Linked DNA regions of Homo sapiens: region 1 is linked to region 2. The links are chromatin loops, found by intact Hi-C in ENCODE. Cell type or tissue: CD14-positive monocyte. All regions are shown on one strand. Links, peaks and the distances in the headings refer to the core of each region. The heading gives the core; the rest is flanking DNA.

Region 1 (9,985 bases), core at 1,301-9,300, 66 kb before region 2:
TCATCAACAAGAAAACTGATACAGACTCCCTGCTCTTCCCCTACCTGGGGAAAGCAGAAATTGGGATTGCCTGATACAGAATATAAAAAAGCTATTATGAATTATTTAAAGGAAGAGGGCATAGGCTTGCAACAATAAACTATTAGGAATAACCAGGATGATTTGAAAACCAAGTGAAAAAAAGGTGAAGCTTCTAAAAGTTAAAAGTATAATTATTGAAATAAAAATTCAGTGGAAGGGTTAGATAGCTTACTGGACACAGCAGAAGAAAAACCTGAAACTGAAAGAGATATGCAAAGAAATTACCAGAATGAAAGCAACAGTGTCTTAAAGAATATGCCCTATCCAGGATCTGCTGGAATTTGAAGGCTTTTAGTTCTTGAAGGATTCATAGGATCTTTGAATATTAAAGAGGTATGTCTTCTTCACTGATCAATGGAAGAGTAAAGTGCAGAACTGTTCTCACTAATGAACTTTAGTGAGAAATGTTTGTTTTTACTTTTGCCAGTGTAATTATATATTTTCATGTTATTTTGCTTCTGTTCTGATTTTTACTTTGGCAATCAATATTAGTGAGTAAGTAGTGAGAAGAAGATGGAAAATAAAAAAGAGGCATTCAGAAATGTGAAGGCTAGAATAAGAAAGTCTAGTACTTATCTAACTGGAGTCCAGTACTGATGAACATGTGAAGCCGTAATGCATAAACAACATATCCAAGAAGGTAAATGAAAAGAAATTCATGCCCAAACACACTGCGGTTAAACTGCCGAATACTAAAGACAAATAGAGAGTATAAAAGCAACCAAAGAGAAAAGGTAGATCACCTTAGAAGTAAATTGACAAGAGACTTCTCAACAGCAAAATGGAAGCAGAAGGATAATGGAATTCAAAGTGTTAAGAGAAAATGACTGAGTACTTGGTAATCTCTCAAGAATGAGAGTGAGCCAGGCGTAGTGGCACATGTGTGTAATCTCAGGCCTTTGGGAGGCCAAGGTGGGTGGATCACTTGAGGCTGGGAGTTCAAGACCAGCCTGGCCAACTTGGTGAAAACCCATCTCTACCAAAAATACAACAAAAAAAAAGAGCCAGGTATGGTGGTGCATGCCTATAATCCCAGCTACCCAGAAGGCTGAGGCCCAAGAATCGCTTGAACCTGAGAGGTGAAGGTTGCAGTGAGCCGAGATAGCACCACTGCACTCCAGCCTGAGCAAGAGAGCGAGACTCTGTCTCAAAACAAAAAACAAACAAAACAAAAAGAGTGAAATGAAATATCTATTGGTTGAATAAACAAAAATACTGAAAAAGTACATTTCAAGGATAGTAAGCCAGAGAAGATATTTGAACATCTGTAACAGACAACAGATTAATATCTAGCATATTTTTTAAAAAAGTCTAAAATTCAGTTTTAAGGAAAAGACAGTTAGAAACTGGGAAGTGAAAAGCCAGGGACATACAAATCAAGATTTAAATTCAATTTTATACATTTCAGATTGTCAAAATTAAGAAGTCTGACAGCACCAAATGTGGAAGAGACTACAATTTTCATAAAGCGCTTGTGGGGAGTGTACATTGGTAGCCACTTTGGAAAACAATTTGGCATTATCTTGTAAAATTTTAATACTCACACATTGTACAACCCAGAAATGCCACTTAAACATATTTACAGGAATATTTAGAGAAACTCTTCTCATAATAGCAAAAAATTGATATTTCAAACGTCCATCTGCATACAAATAGGTTAATAAATTATAGTATAGTCATACAATGGAATACTATATAATTATGAAAATGAGTAAATCATAGTCTTTCACTAACAAGAACTTAAATGTTAGAAACCTCATACCAAATTTTAATAGTGTCCCAGAAAACTACATATAGTATAATACCATTTAATAAAGCCTCCAAACAAGCAAAATTAAATAGTATATTATTTTGTTTTACATAGTATGTGATAAAGCTGTATTTTCTTCCTTTTTTTTTTTTTTTTTTTTTGAGACAATGTCTCACTCTGTCACCCAGACTGGAGTGCAGTGGTGCAATCATAACTTGGCTTACTGCAGTTAGACCTCCTGGGCTCATGTGATCCTTCCATCTCAGCCGCCAGAGTAGTAGCTGTGACTACAGGCGCATGCCACCACACCTGCCTAAATTTTTTGTATTTTTTTATAGAGACAAGGTTTCACCTTGTTGCCCAGGCTAGTCTCGAACTCCTGGACTCAAGCGATCAATCCGCCTCAGTCTGTCAAAGTGTTGGGATTACAGGTGTGAGCCACCACACCCAGCCTATATTTTCTTAAAGATCAAGGAAATGACAAACCCAAAATTGAGAATAATGATTACTTTGTCAAACCTATCGCCTTTGTAACATCTCAGTCACAATTGGGAATCACAAACTACCAGAGATGGAAGTGCTTTCTCATTTTATAGTTGAAAAAGGTGAGGCCCAGAAAGGAAGTTACGTGACATCTGTATTAATTCCACAAATTTTAATTTAGCACTATCATAGGCATTTGGATTCCATCCAGGGGTATAAGAGACTATTCCTGCCGCTGAGGAACTTATAATTTTAATTGAGCAGTGAGGGAGGGGCAGAAAATAAACACTAAAACAATAATAAGTAAATTCTGTGGTGTGTTAGAAAGTCATAAGTGCTATTGGAAAGGAGAAAAACTGGAGCAGAGTAAAGAAGATCAAGAGTTCCAGAAGAGAGGTGGGGCAGGGACAGGCCACAGTATTAAATAGGTTGGCTTAGCCCCATTGAGAAGGTGAGATGCAAAACTTGAAGGCGATGAAGGAAATAGGCAAGTGTGTATTTAGAGAAAGCTTTCTTCTTGAGGAAAGAAAGAAGTCAAGAGTGATTTCAAGGATTTTGGCTTGAGAAACTGGAAGGATGGCGTTGCGTCTGCTGAGATGGAGAAAGCCGCAAGTGAAGTGAGTTTGTAGGGGAGGGTCAGGACTTCAATTTGGACAGGCTGGCTTAGAGATGGCTATTAATTATTTAAATGAAGCTGTCAAGTAATCAGAACATACTCATCCAGAGTTCTAAATGGACGTTTGGAGAAAGTCAAAATGCATGTCAATGACCAAAGCAATACTAATGCAGTGCTTTTTGCACCAAACAGGGCCAGATACATTTGAAAGAATTAGCAATTAAGTTTTATGAAGATGAACACAATAGAAATGAATAGGAATATGATGAACCCAAAAAATGGAGTCAGAAAACACGTCCAGTTCGATTTTTTTCAGCTCTTTCCAAAGATGTAAATATAGCAGAATATTCAGTTGGCCTCAAATTGACATATTTGCCATTTTGAGATAGCAGTCGATTTTGTGAGGATTTATCTGATTACTTCTCATGTTATTCCCATAGTCTCTTTCTGTCTGTAAGCCACAACAATGATGGGGCACACTTTAAACAACATAAATAAGTGAAACAAATTCTGCAGGAAATTATGCAACATAGAGAATTCCAAAAAAATTATCCACATGTGGATTTTTATTGGCCCTGATCATGTTTTAGAATGAAATGATTATAACTTTGCCAGGCTGCTTAGCACAATTACAAAGGCTGGGGCATGCTGTTGGAATGATTTGCAGAGAGACTTAACTGATTACACGGTGTTTTATTTGCATTACATTAAATCCAGAGCACTTCTTAGAGCATGCCGAAAACCAAATGTAGAGCCAAGATCCAATGAAAGCCGCAGCTGGATGTGGTCAGTGTCTAAGAGCTAAAAAAGGGACCTGGAGATCCTCTGGTTCTTTATTTTATAGCAGAGAACATTTAGTTCCAGAGAGGTTAAGTGACTTGTCTAAAGTCACCAGTGACAGAATCGTGTCAAGAACCTGCCTTTTCTGATTCCCAGGCCAGTATACCTTTCGCTGTAGGTTGCTGCTTCCATGTGTCATAAAGACTTAAAATTTGCTTCTTTTTTATCCCTTTGCAGGGTTTCTTCCGGAGAACAATCAGATTGAAGCTTATCTATGACAGATGTGATCTTAACTGTCGGATCCACAAAAAAAGTAGAAATAAATGTCAGTACTGTCGGTTTCAGAAATGCCTTGCAGTGGGGATGTCTCATAATGGTAAGTAAACAGTCATCACCATATACTTTATTATTCTCATTATAGCTGCCAGACCAGTGGACACTAAAGCCATTGCCAAAAATGTGTACAGTTTTTCCACCAAATGCCAGAATTTAGAATATTGCATGGCGATAAAACATTTCTCTTTTAGGTCAGTGTTTTTAAAGTTTTATTATAGAACCTTTCTCTCTGTGGTTGGGCATCTGCCATGAGGAGAAAAGAGACTTGAAAAATCTGGGGGATTATGGGAAAAACTTTAGTGTTAGAACAAATATAATGATCATCATGATTAATTTTTATATTGCCTCATGCATTAAAAACAGAATTAAAATTTACTTTTGTGTATCAGTAGTGTCGTTCTGCTTTAAATGTAAGAAAATCCTGAAGATGTCTGGGTCTGAAACTTTAAATGGCATATGAGAATTTAGATTCATTTAATTTTTTTTTTTTTTTTTTTTTTTTGCTGTTTATTATGCAAAGACGAGTATTCGTTTCCTTCACTTCAAGGAACGTCCATGAGTTGTGGAAAGGGTAAAACAAATTATTTTTATAGTTCTGCAAAACTTCAAAGCCATAGAAACATAAGAGAATAAAACTTTCTACTTTTGAAACCTGTGTCTAAAGTCAAGCTTATGACTTTGGGTGTCAACTTAAGGGAAATGATGTAGAAGACCTGAGAAAAGACCCATGTTTTCATGATCTGTGGAACTAACTCAGTAAGGTCCTGGAAGACAAACGTGTTTGAAAAAATAATTCTTGGTCACTATTTGGTTCTGATTGGTTGCCTGGCTGACAAAATAAATTTTAGGTGTAACTTGATAGTATTATATGTGTCTAGTATTAATCAGTTATTTTCAATGCACTCAAGGAATAAAAAATGCCAACATGATCAAATTAAATTTGAAGTTTCATTTCATCAGCTATCCTATTTTTTCTTTCTTTTGTTTTCATCTCTCTCAAAACTGATCTAGTAAGAAGGCAGTCTTCATCTATATGTACTCTAAAGCATCTGAGAAAATTAAATTTTTGCTCTATCATGCAGATACTTGGTTTTCACAGTGGAAACCATCAAGATATTTGAGAGTCACTCATTGATTAATAACCTACCCTTTAAAAATAGTTCACAAAATTCTATCTGTATGATTACTAATGGGTCAGTTCCTCTAAAGGCAAGAATGTATTTTGAATAGAGCTATCAGCAGTACTGAACAGGATGGAAATTTGGTCCAACTTTCCTCAACAATTGACTACATCTGCTGTATACAACTGTAGTCATGGATTGCAAAATAATTTGCTGGTTCAGTTCCATCAGTTTCCTTTTTATTTCAGACCTCATAAAACATAAGGGCAAGCTTCCAAGTCAAGGGTTGTATTTTAGGTGATGCAATCAAGTTGCAATAAACTTATTTCATCTTCATGAAGAAATCATTGACTTTGAGGTCATTATCACTGAGACAGCCTAGGAAAGCATGCCAGTTCCGCTTTTAACACTAATTTTTGCCTATTAAAAAATTATCACTTCACACATTCATGTAAAATATAATTCCTGTTACTTACAGGCAGTGCATACATTGATGTAAAATATATTTCCTGTTGCTTACAGGCATTGCATACGTTTACTTAAAATCAATCTGCAATTGCTTATTGTTTATAGGCAAATATTATTTAAACCCCAACCTATGTAGTATGGATGGTATAATTTTCTCCTCCCATAAATGTCAAAGAAAGCTATCATAAACTTGATAGGTCATATTTTGACTTCATATGACAATTTATTTTATTTCTAGAGAGGGTCAATCTTGATAGGGAGTGTTTGTTCAGTTCTAGCAAAAGCAAGAAAATATATGAATTAAGTGTCATGACATCAGAGACTTAGGCAGTTCAACACTTAAAAAATTGCAAACATAACTAAGAAAACCTCAGAGGTTTTTATGGGAGTTTGTTTGCTGCACAGAAAATAAACATCAGACTAACAACAAGGTTTTGATTAGTTTTGCCTGTTAGCTGTATGAAGAAAACATTTCTAAATACAAAGTTTTCTAGGAAGTTGAGTCACTATTTAAAATCCATTGCTTTGACCAATGTGAAGCCAACAGGGTTTTCATTCATATAGAATGCCTTTTTATCAAAAGAGGCTCTGAGTGTTATACCAAAATCAGCACCCAGCTGTTTTCAGTATGCGCAAGAAAACATGAACGTCCCCCAAAGCAAATGTACTCCATTCCGTGTTAACCTTATTTCTGCTCCCTGGTCTCTGATTAGTCTGGTTGATGAATGTAGCTTCCCCTTTGGCCATGCACTCACAGCTTTGAAGGAGGCTTCTGAAGGAACTGGTAGGGAACCCTAGGGGCTCTTGCTAATGTTGTTGGATAGTCACTGAAATCAGTGATCACCATGTCCTTTCACTTTGAAAATTCTATGATTCTGTATAATCAAACAACCTAACTCACTGGATTTTTCACTTTTCAACCAGCTATTCCGTGTCTTACAGTGCTCTGGTCTTCACAGATAGGTAGGCACCTGGCATGTCAGTTGCCTGAATTTGAAAGTTTTCACCTGTATGTTTTGGTACGATAAAAATAAAAATGTAATTTATATATCTGAATCAGGTCTGTATGTTATGATCAATTGCTCAGCAATTTCGGGCAGTTGGTTTGATGGTTATGTAGTAATGTAGCCTGAGAGCAGAAATACAGAGCCTCTGGGCTAGAGAAAGTATAAATGGCATCCTAGGCTATGTAGGGTTACAGCTCTTCAGAAGGAACTTTCATTTTCATTGTGACACATCGTCTACATGTTGTAGAAGAACATAGTTTCAGAATTCTTCCAGTTAGAAACATAGTTTCTCAAATATTCACTTTCAGCATTGGGTAGAAAAAGTACCCAGGTGATGGACTGATTGATATGCTTCAGAAATATGTTTTTTCCTGCAAGTAATGAAAATAAACACACGTTCTTAATTATTTTGGTCATTTAACAACCCATCATTTCTGGACCATGGGTTAATTCCACCGATTGCTCAGAAGCCTTCCTGAGTCATCTCAAGCACAATCAATTCACTACTGTGTCTAGACACTGCCCTTAGAGGAAAGCTCAAAATGAAAATGAAGCAGAAATACAGACCCACTTCCTAGGCCACTCAGCGGTGTATGTAACTTACCAAGTGATCATTGCATCAACTACTCTTTGTTAGTGAAGCTGGTGTCTGCAGAATCTTGATAAAAAGACTCATGGATAATGTTGCTTCTTTAGTCAAATGGGCTCTTGCATGCATTTTTATAGATTTTCAAAGTAGTCATTTTTGTTTTAAAATCCTGCTGCCAAGTCCTTTATAGTAATTGCATTTTAAAAATATGTCTTCTTTATTTTTTATTATTATTTTTTTTTGAGATGGAGTCTCGCTCTGTCGCCCAGTCTGGAGTACAATGGTACAATCTTGGCTCACTGCAACCTCCGCCTCCCAGGTTCAAGCAATTCTCCTGCCTTAGCCTCCTGAGTAGCTGGGATTACAGGTGCCCGAAACCATACCCAGCTGATTTTTGTATTTTTAGTAAAGATGGGGCTTCACCATGTTGGCCAAGATGGTCTCGAACTCCTGACCTCAGGTGATCCACCCACCTCAGCCTCCCAAAGTGCTAGGATTACAGGCGTGAGCTACCACACTGGCCTTGTCCTCTTTATTTTTAATAAAATTATTTAGTCATTAAGAATTTTGGCTTGTGGGCCAGGCATGGTGGCTCATGCCTATAATCCCAGCACTTTGGGAGGCCGAGGTCAGAGGACCACTTGAGCTGAGGAGTTCGAGACCAGCCTGGGAAACATGACAAGACTCCATATCTACTAAAACTACAAAAAATTAGTCGGGCGTGATGGCTTGTGCCTGTGGTTTCAGCTACTCGGGAGTCTGGAGTGGGAAGATCGCTTTAGCCCAGGGGGTGGAAGTTGCAGTGAGCCATGATTGCACCACTGCACTCCAGTCTGGGTAACAGAGCAAGACCCAGTCTCAAAAAAAAAAAAAAAAAAAGAATTGTGACTAGTGAATAATTCATATTCAGAGCTCTTTTTAATGTATGAACTAAATAATAAAATAGTAAGTTTAGGCTAAGTGCCCTTTTTATTTTTAAAATTTTCTGTATTTATTATTACTATTTTTAGAGATGGAGTCTCCCTGTGTTGCTTAGGCTGGGCTCACCTCAGCATCTGGAGTTGCTGAAACTATAGGCATGTGCCACTGCACCTGACCTATTTAAGAAAATAATCTAGAGAAGAATTGACATGTTATTTATGAATCATTCAGTTAGGTTTTCTCTATAACATTGAGATTTGGTTAAAAATATGTTTTTCATAAATTTAAAAACTATTGAAATCTTAGCTTTGCTGACTAGGATGTCTTATTATATAAATGAGAGAGAGTTTGTAATTTTTTAAAAAAAACTGACAACTTTCAAAATAGTTTCTCAGTGGCTTCATAAAAATCCAGAAAAAAAGATTTCACAAATTTTTGTGACACTCAACATTTTTAAGGTAGTTCTCTCAGTGCCTTGCAAACAGCAGCTCTAGTGTATATTGAGAAAAGGAAAAATTCTGAATGGCAAATACTAGATTTCAACTTTAACCTATTCCTTTTTATTATTATTATTATTATTATTATTATTATTATTATTATTATTATTATTGAGACAAAGTCTCGCTCTGTTGCCCAGGCTGGAGTGCAGTGGCGCGATCTAGGCTCACTGCAAGCTCCACCTCCCGGATTCACACCATTCTCCTGCCTCACCCTCCTGAGTAGCTGGGACTACAGGCGCCTGCCACCATGCCCGGCTAATTTTTTGTATTTTTAGTAGAGACGGGGTTTCACCGTGTTAGCCAGGATGGTCGCGATCTCCTGACCTCATGATCTGCCCACCTCAGCCTCTCAAAGTGCTGGGATTACAGGCGTGAGCCACCGCGTCTGGCTAACCTATTCCTTTTTTTTCTTTAGTCTTCTTGGTTGTGTAAAGAAAAATTACCCAAATCTTAACTTTCAGAAAAGGTAACAAACTCCTAATGCATGTGGCAGTACATGTTTGCTCCAGCTGCCCTGTCCCTCTACCCTGCGTGGACTCCAGAACCGCCCATGTTGGAGCCCACCTCCTCTCCCCACCCCTGCCCACTTTCCACTCACACCTCAGGCAAACCCTGCATTTTGCTGTTCCTGGAAAATGGCTTATGCTTGGATACCTCTGGGCCTCTGTTGATGCGTCTGTCTGTTCCTTGTGGAAATTCTTCCTGACATTCAAGGCTGCATTCAAATGCCTTCCTTCCCATGAGACTTTTCTGATTCCCTGCTCTTCCTTTTCTATGTGTTTCATACCTTCCTGTGATATCACATTCTGCCTTAAAAAGCAAGAGAGTGATCAGATACATATTACCAAAAAAAAAAAAATACCGATAGCAGTAAAAATGATAGAGAAAAGACTGGAATTGGGAAATCCATCTGAAGACCAATGCAATATTAGGAAATAAGACATTGAGAAGGGTGAGAAGAAAGGAAATTGAGAGAAATATCAGAGCAGTGACCAATGAATAAAAGCGCCTGAAGGGAGAGAAGTTGTCAAAGATTATTTAGGATATCTAATTTGGGTGATAGAATGAATTAACCAAGAGAGGAACACAGGAATAAGAGCCAGTTTGGAGGAGAAAATTTTAAATTCAGTTTTATATTGTGTTAGAGATGCCTATAGAGTATCCAGCAACTACGTATAGAGGAATATAGGAGGATGTGAAAAATAAGGCTCCAAATTTCAGTGAAGAGAGAGCAGGAATCATCAGCACCCATTGTAGGTTAGAGAGGTCACACTAGGGACCACAGAATACAAGCTAAGGGAGAGGCACCATCAGAGAGATCTGGAGAGCAGCT
Region 2 (9,985 bases), core at 653-8,652:
AGCTACCCACCCCAATGTCCTTCCTTCTTCTGTGTCCAGGAGGGGCTATGAGGGTAGGGAGGGAGCCATTCCTTACTCGCCCTTTCAAAAATGTTCCATTTATTTTTTTCTTTTCCATGTAATTCATCTTATTATAGAAAAAAACTATAGTCAAATAGAGAATGAAATTCTCTGTTAGTTTCAAGTGAATTCATTTCAGATATTCATTTCAAAATGAAAATAAGAAGTCAAGAACCCACTGCAAGCTGGCGACCGAGAGACAAGTGCCGTTAACATCTCTCAAGCTTTTTGTCCAAGTGCATACAGGCATTTACATAATTTGTAACCGAAATGCTGTTTGGAAACCTGCTTCATCCTCTTAAAAATTTTTGTGACAAAAATTATTCCTGTCCATTATATACAAAGTACAGACTTTGGACAACACAGACACAAATGCCACTACTAATATTTGGTGGTGATTTGTTTTTCAATCGACGTCTCTATGCCTTTATAACAGGGTACAAAATTGTTCCACTGAACAGTTGAAGATAAATGTATTTTTCTTCTAGATCAGTTAAGTCAGTTTTCAGAGTGGGGGCAATCTGCAAAGGTGCTGGAGGGGGTCTGCGGTGTTCCTTCTCTCATGGCTACGTCTGCAGTGCTTCCTGGGTGTTCTGTCCCTGAAGGTCAAGCCAGAGAGGGAGGAGGCCCTGACCGAGGTCCCCAGGCCATGGGCCTCCAAGCCGGCAGGTTCATCGGCGGCTCAGCTCCAGACCGCCTCCCAGGCCTCCACCAGTCTCCATGGACACAGCCCCCTGATTTCTATTCTGTCTAGCCCTTGAGCCCCTCTTCCTCCAGAATAGTCAGCTCCACCACCTCTGGGAGCACAGGATTTCAGGGGTATGACATTCTCTGGAGGAAAGTTGATTTTTCTTGGGCCTTGGCCTCTTTCTTGGGTCTCTCGTATGTTCACAAGAACAAGGCAGAAATTAATAGGCCAACGAATTATCCTGCCAAGAGCATACACCTACCCTAAACAAAAAGGCAATTGCAGCTTTTGTCACTGTTTTCTATTCCCCTTCTCAATATTTTCTGTCCTACTTCATTTAAGCTCTTCTCTTCGTCTTTCTTGGTTCACTTCCACGGTCATTCTGGCCTTCTATGGCCTCGCCCTCTTTTGAACTCTTAGGACCTTAGGTTTTCTGGAAGGGAGTAACTGGAGCCACTGGTGCCTGAGCTGGGATCAGGTGGCCTTTGGGCACGTGCCTTGAGCAAGGTGGGCTCAGGGCCTGCATCTGCCTTTGTGGTATCCAGGACAAAGCAGCTGGAGGCTTGGCAGGAATGCATCTCGACTGAGAGTCATGGAGTTGGACAGTGGACATCAGCCCCCCAAACCTTATCTCCAGCAGCACAACACGGAGGTTCCCCTTCTGTGGCTGCAGTGACTGGAAGCCCAAGACTGACAGCCATTTTTCTGGTTAGTGGCAGCAACACCTGTGCATGGTGGCCTGAGCCCAGGCAATACAGAGGTGGTGGGTCTCAGAGTATCTGGTCTTGGATTAAAGGCCACAGCCCCATGGCCCACCTTTAATCAAAGGTGAGGCAGGAGCACTGAGAAGGCCACTCTGTGTGGCCCACCGTCCACCTTCAGCTTCACCCACTTCATCTGGTTTCACTGGAGCATCATTCAAGCTATCCCCAATAGCCCAGGAGGACCCAGAGGGAGGGGCTGCACCTGTCACTGTTTTTGTTTGTGCTCATTGCATATTTATTCACGTTCATGATAAAATAAGTGGTTCCCTGCATTGGCAAGCAAAGCACCCAGACTATCAGTGACTTTTTCACTGCCAGCGCCGTCACTGTGAACTCTGAGGGTGGCTGTAGAGCAGCCTCCAGGCTATTGAACGAGTTTTCCTGACCATCCTGTGGTTCTTCTGTGTCTTTCTTTGCTGGAGATTGCCCCTCTCCTTGGTGTTGGGTTTTAGCAGTACTGCCCATTCCCCAAATTATCATCTGCTCTCTGGTGACTGAGTAATCACCGCATTAACACAAGACATTTATTTATTTCTAAATTCAGCAAGTGCCTAACACATAGTAGGTGTTCAATTCATCATGTTTGCTCTTTCATTCAGTCATGGAGCCTAAGGAAAGGGCCCAGGCCAGGCACAGTGGCTCATGCCTGTCATTGCAGCACTTTGGGAGGCCAAGGCAGGAGGGTTGCTTGAGTCCAGGAGTTCGAGATCAGCCTGGGCAACATAGTGAGATCTCATCTCTACAAAAAAATTTTTAAAATTAGCTGAGTGTGGTGGAACAGGTTTGTGGTCCTAGCTATTTGAAAGGCTGAGGCAGAAGGATTGCATGAGCCCAGGAGTTCAAGGTTACAGTGAGCTATAATTGCACCACTGCACTCCAGCCTGGGCAACAGAGTAAGATCTTGTCTCAAAAAAATAAATACATTGACTGGGCGTGGTGGCTCACACCCGTAATACCAGTACTTTGGGAGGCCAAGGCAGGCAGATCAAGGGAGGCCAACATGGTGAAACGCCATCTCTACTAAAAATACAAAAATTAACTGGGCGTGGTGGTGCATGCCCGTAATCCCAGCTACTTGGGAGGCTAAGGCAGGAGAATTGCTTGAACATGGAAGCGGAGGTTGCAGTGAGCTGAGATTGCGCCACTGCACCCCAGCCTGGGCAACAGAGCGAGACTCCATCTCAAAAAATAAATAAACAAATAAATAAATTTTAAAAAGGAAGGGGCCTAAAGAACACTCTTATTTTTCCTGTTGACTCCAAGTGTAACAGCCATCAGATCAGTCTTCCTAAAGAGCCCTCTGGTTGTGTCATTCCCTTGCTCAAACACCTTCAGTGGCTCCCTATGACCTACATGATAAAGTTAAAATGGCCCATCATTCAAGACCCTCACAATCTGACATCAGCCAGCCTTTCCAGCCTCTGCCCTTCCTACCCATGAGTTCCAGCTACACAGGGCCACAAAGCCTTGTTGAGCTGTCAACAGTGAATTCACCCTTCAATGCCAGATGCTCCCTGACTCCCTCCTTAGTTCTCCCATAGTCCTGTGATTCTGATCCTCATCACAGTCAAACTTAGATTATTGTAGGACTTTGTCCAACCACACCATAGCCTGGGAAGCTCTTGGAATTAGGGGTGTTATTTTACCTCTTGTAATCTCGATCCCCTGTAGTCAGGAGGAGCTTGGTAAGTAGCTACTCATCGAGCAGGCTCTCTAATCATTAGCACAGCCTAGCAAACTAGACAGTCCTTCAGAGTCATATTTACTTCATTGCAAACGCAGAGCTCTTTATAACGTGTCTAAATTATGTCTAATGTATGTGTGCTTAAAAAAAAAGTCACTCTGCTTCCTGGGAGCCACATTACCTAGACCTGATCCCACCTCTGGTCTCTTGTTTCTGATCTCTTGGTCTACCTCAGACTGTTACGTTTTTGGAACTCCTTACTTGGGCATATCACCCCCTTTCTCTGACCTTTAATTTCCTCTAATGTCAAGCAGGCATGATGGGCAGGTCTGACGAAGATAACACATACACAGCAGGTAACATTGGGCTAAGTCCTCTGCCTTCTTCCTGGGTGCGCTGCCCATCTCCATCAAGCTCAACTGCTTCACTGATGGCAGAGAGACGCTGCTGGGGAGGGCAGAAGGGTGGGGCCCTATCATTCTTGGGGATCCAGAAGCATAAAACCAGCTTCCATCCCATCAGGCGCCTCTGGGCCGGGGCGGGAAGGGAGCCAGGCTCCCCTGAGGCTGATGAAATGCGTCTGTTGGGGACCTGTTGGGAAATCCTGAAACTGGGAGGAAGGAACAGCCCTGCGGGGTCGGAGGCTACTTGAGCAAGTCCCCAGCAGTTGCTCCATTCGCCACACGGGGTGATGATGCCCAGGGTGGGGTATTTCACCAGGTTCTTAGAAAGCTGCCTCTGTACACCCATGTCTACTCAGGGCTTTGTTTAATCACTGTCTTTTCCACTTCCAGATTTCTGAGGACAAATAGGGAGAGGGTGATGTGGTGAAATGATCATTATTAGCCAACTTGCCCTGAATGCTTACTGCGTGCCACGCACTGTGCTACGTATGCATCTTACACCTGTGATCTCACACAATCCACACAGCAACCCCCGGGGCAGAGACTAAGCTTCCCACACTTGCCGATGAAGAAACTGAGGCCCAGACAGGTTAAACATTTTGCCCACAGCCACACAGCTTATAAATGGTAAAGCCATGATTGGAACCCCCACTGTGTGATTTGAGGACTCTTAACTCCACCTCAGAACTGCTTCCCATGAGTGGGAGGAAACTGGGCTTTGAAATCAGGTTGCTCTGGGGTGAATCTCAGCAACGCTATGGACCCACCGCTGTCCTCAGCAGGCCCCTTCTCCTCTCTGGCCCTCAGTTTCCCCATCTGTAGAAGAAGTGGTTTAGAATCGGTCACTGGTTCTCAAATTCTGTTCTTTTTTAAAAACTAGAATGTAGGCCAGGTGCAGTGGCTCATGCCTGTAATCCCAGCAGTTTGGGAGGCTGAGGTGGGTGGATCACTTGAGGCCAGGAGTTCAAGACCAGCTTAGGCAACATAGTGAGACCCTCGTCTCCACAAAATAGAAAAAAAATTAGCCGGTGTGGTGGTGCATGCCTGTAGTCCCAGCTATTCAGGAGGCTGAAGTGGGAGGATTACTTCAGCCTGGGAAGTCAAGGCTGCAATGAGACGTGATTGTGCCACTGCACTCTAGCCTAGGAGACAGAGTGAGACCCTGTATCAAATACATAACTAAAAACTAGAATGCTTCAAGCAAAGAGTGACTGCAGACGGGCATGAGAGAACTTTGTAGGGTGCTGGAAATGTTCTGAAACTGAATTGTGGTGATGGTTGCACAACTCCATATATTTTCTAAAAAAATCCTTGAGTTGTACACTTACAATGGGTGAATTTTATGGTATGTAAATTATACCTCAATAAAGCTGTAAAAAAAAAACAATGTTTTATGAAACATCAATATTCAACCCTCAGGACCCACCAGCAGGATTGTTTGAAAACCAGCAGGCCATGTGGGTTCTGGGCGGCCTTCAGACTCTGACCCTCTGGGATTCTGAGTTTATTTTTAGCACCAACTTGGTGCAAATTGCTAAGGATCTCATGTGGGCAGGGATTCTGTCCTCTACACTGTCAGCCCAGTTCCGGCAGAGCCTCTGGTTCATAATGGGTGCACACTGAGCATTTGGTGAATGAGTGAATGAAGGGCTGAAGGAAGAAGTGCCACGTTTTTTATAAGGGTAGACTTGGGCTTCTTGGAGCAGGGACTATGGTTCATTTCGGCACTCCCAACTTCCAGCACATAACCGGCACAGAGTAGGTTATTTGGAACGGTTTGTTGATCAATGAATGAGAAAATGAATAAATGGCTCAGTCCCTGCCCTTGATACAAGTTGAAAAGGAAGCTATCTATGCATTTATGTATGTACACTGTGTATGACTTAGGATGCTCTGGTTGCAAGCAACAGACACCAACTGTAACTGCAAGGCAAACAATTTATTCAGAAGGTACGAGGGAAGGGGCTCGCCAGTCATACTGTGGTAAGGGAGAGTCAAAAGCAGCTCCCAGGATGGGAGCTGCAGACCCAGCTCATTTCTTTAGGAAACCTCCATGGGATGATGTGGCTCTAACTGTGTTGGGTACTTGTGTTATTCCCTTCAAGATTCAGGTTCCAGGAGAAGGGCTTCTGATTGGCTTGGCTTGGGTCAGATGCCCTCCCTTGGCCAAAAATCATTGGGCGCTCCTATTAACAGTCTTAGAAAGACTGCATCTCATGAAGGGAGTGTTGCGGGGGGTCTCAAAACCAAAACTGGGCTCTGATTTTAGAAGAAGGGAAGATAAATGCTGGGCAAATCAAAACAATCAATGTCCTCTACCCGCTGGAAAGTTCCATACCAGTGAAAGATGTAAATGAGAGTCAAAAGAAATAACAAAAAGAGATGCCACAAAGCCAGGTAAGGTCAGAGCCAGGAGTGCGGGGCCAGCCCTGAGTATGACACACAGGCGGGGGCAGGGGGCAGAGAAGAAAGTGAGCAGTGGGCTTGGAAGCCACAGAGAACGGGAGTGACAAAGTTTCTTCTTTTTTTCTTGCTTCTTTTAAAACTCTCAGCCAAGCTACTGACTAATACTGATAGCCATCTCTTAATGCCAGGGTGATTTCCTTTTTGTTTGGGAAACTTCAGGAGCCTAGTAGCTTTGATTAAATGGTCCCCAAAAAGGACTGTTCTGGGTGAGGTATGTGGATGGCTCTACAGACCTAATGGCATTTAATGGCATTTGTCGTGTAGCATTTGCCTGTATATACCAGCCTCAGTCCTTATTTAAGAGAAAATGAGAAGGCCAGGCGAGGTGGCTCACGCCTGTAATCCTAGCACTCTAGGAGGGCGAGGTGGGCGGATCATCTGAGGTCAGGAGTTCGAGACCAGCCTGGCTAACAGGGTGAAAACCCATCTCTACTAAAAATATAAAAATTAGCTGGGCATGGTGGCCCGCGTCTGTAGTCCCAGCTACTCGGGAGGCTGAGGTGGGAGAATCGCTTGAACCCAGGAGGCAGGGGTTACAGTGAGCTGAGATCGCACCATTGCATTCCAACCTGGGTGAATGGAGAAAGAATGAATACTCCCCAAGCACCTTCTGTGGCATGTGCTGTGTGTCTGTATTCTGATCAGATCATCACAGCTGGTCTATGAGGTGAGTATTTTGAGCCCATTTGGCCGTTGAAGCAACTGAGACTGCCCAAGAGACTTGCCCAGTAATAAATGGCAAAGTCAGAATTTGAGCCCAGGACCAGCTGGCTCCAAACACCTTGTCTTCCTGTTACCTCCGGCCTGGGTGTTTCAGCTTAGACAAGTCATGTAACCTCTGGATTTCTCCATCTGCAAGTCAAGGGGCTGAAAGGGGCCTCTCCTGACCTTCCTGAATAGAAGCTTCCAAGATGGCCCCAGGGGCCATGGGTGCACACAGCTGGTGTGGCATGGGGCCCACGATGAGTCCTTCCCAGCTGGAGAGGACTGATTTAAGTGGCTTCAACAGGAGGAGAGCCAGCAGCCCAGCACAGGCTGGAGGCAAGGCCTGAGCAGGGAGTCACCCCTCCTCTCCCTGCCACCACCGGGGCTGGGGACAACCTGTGTCTGGCCTCCTGAGGTCCCTGCTCCCCACCCCCAGGGGTGTCCTGCACACCAGGGCACAGCAAACTCCACAGATTAGGAGTACGTGCTCAGACACACACAGACTTTGCAAACAATGCAGGGAAATAAAGTTCTCACAGGAAACATTATCATATTGACTCACGACAGACCCATCCATAAAACAAACCCCCGGTACCTGGGGCCGGCTCAGAGAGCAGCCGCCAGGGAGATAGCAGTACCAGCACGGCCCCTCTCTCCTGGGCCTGGGAGGAAGTGGGTGCCGCCAGGGGGAGGGGCAACTTCCCTTGGCTGCTCTGATGCTGGCCTAGGATCTGAATTATTTGTCAAAAAGAGAAAAAAATGATTTTTTTTAAAAGAGAAGTCCCAGAGCATTGTGGTCTCTTTGCCTTGTCACAATAGTTCTGTTGCAAAAACCTCTCTTAATGCCATAGTGTTTTGCAAGTCATTTGCCATGTCAGTGAGGAAAATATTGCCATCTCCAGAGGCCTGTGTCTTCATCAGCTCTTACTTAGCAAAGCAGGCTCGACTGCTGCCAGTGGACAAAGAAATTTTGATCCAAGTCTGTTTTCAGATTTGGGAGGCAAACTGGTGCATCTGCAGGCATCAGATAGTCAGGCCTTTTACGGCATGTAATCTTACTTAGAGCCTCAGTTTCCTCACTTCCAAAATGGGAGTAGTCATAAGAACTGACGTAAGAAAATGTATGTATAGCATGTGTCACAGTGTTCATTTTTCTGACCCTTCGTGAGAAGCAACCTGGAATGATGATTTGAGAACCCACAGATCCACCGTTTCCTTTTTTTTTTTTTTTTTTTTTGAGATGGAGTCTCGCTCTGCCTCCCAGGCTGGAGTGCAGTAGCGCGATCTCCGCTCACTGCAAGCTCCGCCTCCCGGGTTCACGTCATTCTCCTGCCTCAGCCTCCCGAGTTGCTGGGACTACAGGCGCCCACCACCACGCCCGGCTAATTTTTTGTATTTTTTAATAGAGACAGGGTTTCACCGTGTTAGCCAGGATGGTCTCAAACTCCTGACCCCGTGATCCGCCTGCCTCGGCCTCCCAAAGTGCTGGGATAACAGGCATGAGCCACCGTGCCCTGCCAGATCCACCATTTCTTAATCCTGAGAGCTTGGGCAAGCCTGGGCACCTCTCTGTACCTCAATTTCCTCCTCTGAAAAAGCAAGGGGTCTAACCAGCTCTAGGCTGCCCACCTCCCGAAGCATTTTGTGGCTATAAGGGGAACTGGGTTGTCAACCGGACTTAGGACACTGAGTTGTGAGAGATTTGTGAATCAAGGAGGTGGTGCCTGGATTACTGTGGCCACTGCAATCTCAGCTGAGCACTGGCCATTTTCCCATCCTGGAATCAGAGTGATATGTGGTATCCTGGAATCTGCCCTGAAAGGGGAGTAAGGTCAATGTCTACTTTCTGCTTGCTGGGGATTGAGCTGAGTGGCACTGGGAAGAGGTCATCAGTGGTGCAACAGGTGGATTCTAGCTTCCTTTGGAAGTGCTGCCAGCCAACTTCCAATCCCAGGTCCCTGGCACAGTGCTGGCACATCACAGGTCCATGGGCCATGCCTGGCACTGACTAAGGGCCTCACATAATTGTACCCAGCTTTTCTGTCTCTATCCATTCTGCTTGTGGTGGCCAAGATATTTTCTCAAGAACATACTCTGATCAGGTCACTCCCCTGCTCCAAATGCTTCAATGGGTTGGGCCCAAACTCCTTAGCTTGGCCCTTAAGGTTCCTTGGGGTTTGGCCTCTACTGAGTTCACCAAGTTTCCTCCCACTATTTCTGTCTTCCACACCATGCTCCAGATCATTCAAGGACCCACATCTTCCTGTACCTGCCATGGTTTTACATTTTGGTGCCTCACACATGCTCTTCTGACTTGTAGATTGTTCCTTCTGTTGTCTTCCAGTGTACTTCTATTCATCCTTCAAGGCCCAACTCAAATGTCCCTTTTTCTGTAAAGAAAACCCTAAACCATCCTCCAAAGGGTTGCTTTCTCCTATGGGCTTCATAGTGCCCTGTCTACCTCTCTGTCATAACAGCTAACTTTTTGTATTTGTAGTAGAGATGGAGTTTTATCATGTTACCCAGGCTGGTCTCAAATTCCTGGGTTCAAGTGATCCACCTGCCTTGGCATCCCAAAGTGTTGGGATTACAGGCGTGAGCCACGGGGCCCGGCCTGTTTACTTCTTTCTATATCTGCCTCCTGCTCTGGACCACAAGCTTGATAGGCTAGGAATTGTGCCTGCTTTCTCAGAAGTCCCCACTGCTCAGCCCGGGGCATCTCAGCTTCCTGGCCTGGAGAAAGGGCAGGAGGGTGTGTCTGTGCACCAAGCACTGGCTGACCTCTTCTGACTTGTCTTTACCTGCAGGATGGGCAATGACAAAATCTCTTCCATTTTTTCTTTAAAATCTTCTTTAGTACCAAACATTCTTTGGCAGCCACAATCTCCTTCAAAACCCAGGCAAGGCATGCAGAGCTGGGGAAATTGCTGCAGGCAGGGAGCCCATGTCTTGGTGTCTCTCCTACATCTGTAGAGCTCCCTTGGCCGCTGCCTGCTTATCTGTAAAGTGGGAAAGTAACTAACCTTCCAAGATTAGACCAGATCATGCCTGTCAAAGAGCCATAGAAACTGGAAGACACTGGCCTCTGTGATTTCTCTGTCTCTGGTGTTTGCCTTCAGTCCATTTCTGAGTATTTTACTATAAGCATTTAAAACATCCTCAGCACGTTTAAGAAATCGCTGTCCTCAAAATGATGCCTGTGTGAGTTTTTGCT

Evidence for each region. A loop is a pair of places that touch in the nucleus more often than their neighbours do. Peaks named below come from ENCODE experiments on the same cell type or tissue, not always from the same donor. Only the 100,000 strongest peaks of a DNase experiment are listed, where the experiment ranks them.
Region 1: a loop joins it to region 2, with 2.6 times the contacts of the local background. A loop is called at or near these places in 7 of 110 quality-filtered maps.

What each region holds. Positions count from the first base shown.
Region 1 is chr3:12,388,667-12,398,651 of GRCh38, forward strand. It overlaps PPARG (peroxisome proliferator activated receptor gamma), which reads left to right. Exons shown (of 8, transcript NM_138711.6): 5 at 3,948-4,086. Among named protein-coding and RNA genes, the nearest start is that of TSEN2, 91 kb to the right of the region's middle. RefSeq lists enhancers at 6,802-6,851, 6,902-7,031. In CD14-positive monocyte, for the core only: no CTCF peak of the experiment used is centred there; DNase peaks (open chromatin) are centred at 5,455, 6,395, 6,845 and 7,175; H3K27ac peaks cover 2,716 bases.
Region 2 is chr3:12,455,243-12,465,227 of GRCh38, forward strand. No RefSeq gene overlaps it. Among named protein-coding and RNA genes, the nearest start is that of TSEN2, 24 kb to the right of the region's middle. In CD14-positive monocyte, for the core only: a CTCF peak has its summit at 3,881; DNase peaks (open chromatin) are centred at 3,939, 7,629 and 7,909; H3K4me3 peaks cover 648 bases; H3K27ac peaks cover 4,660 bases.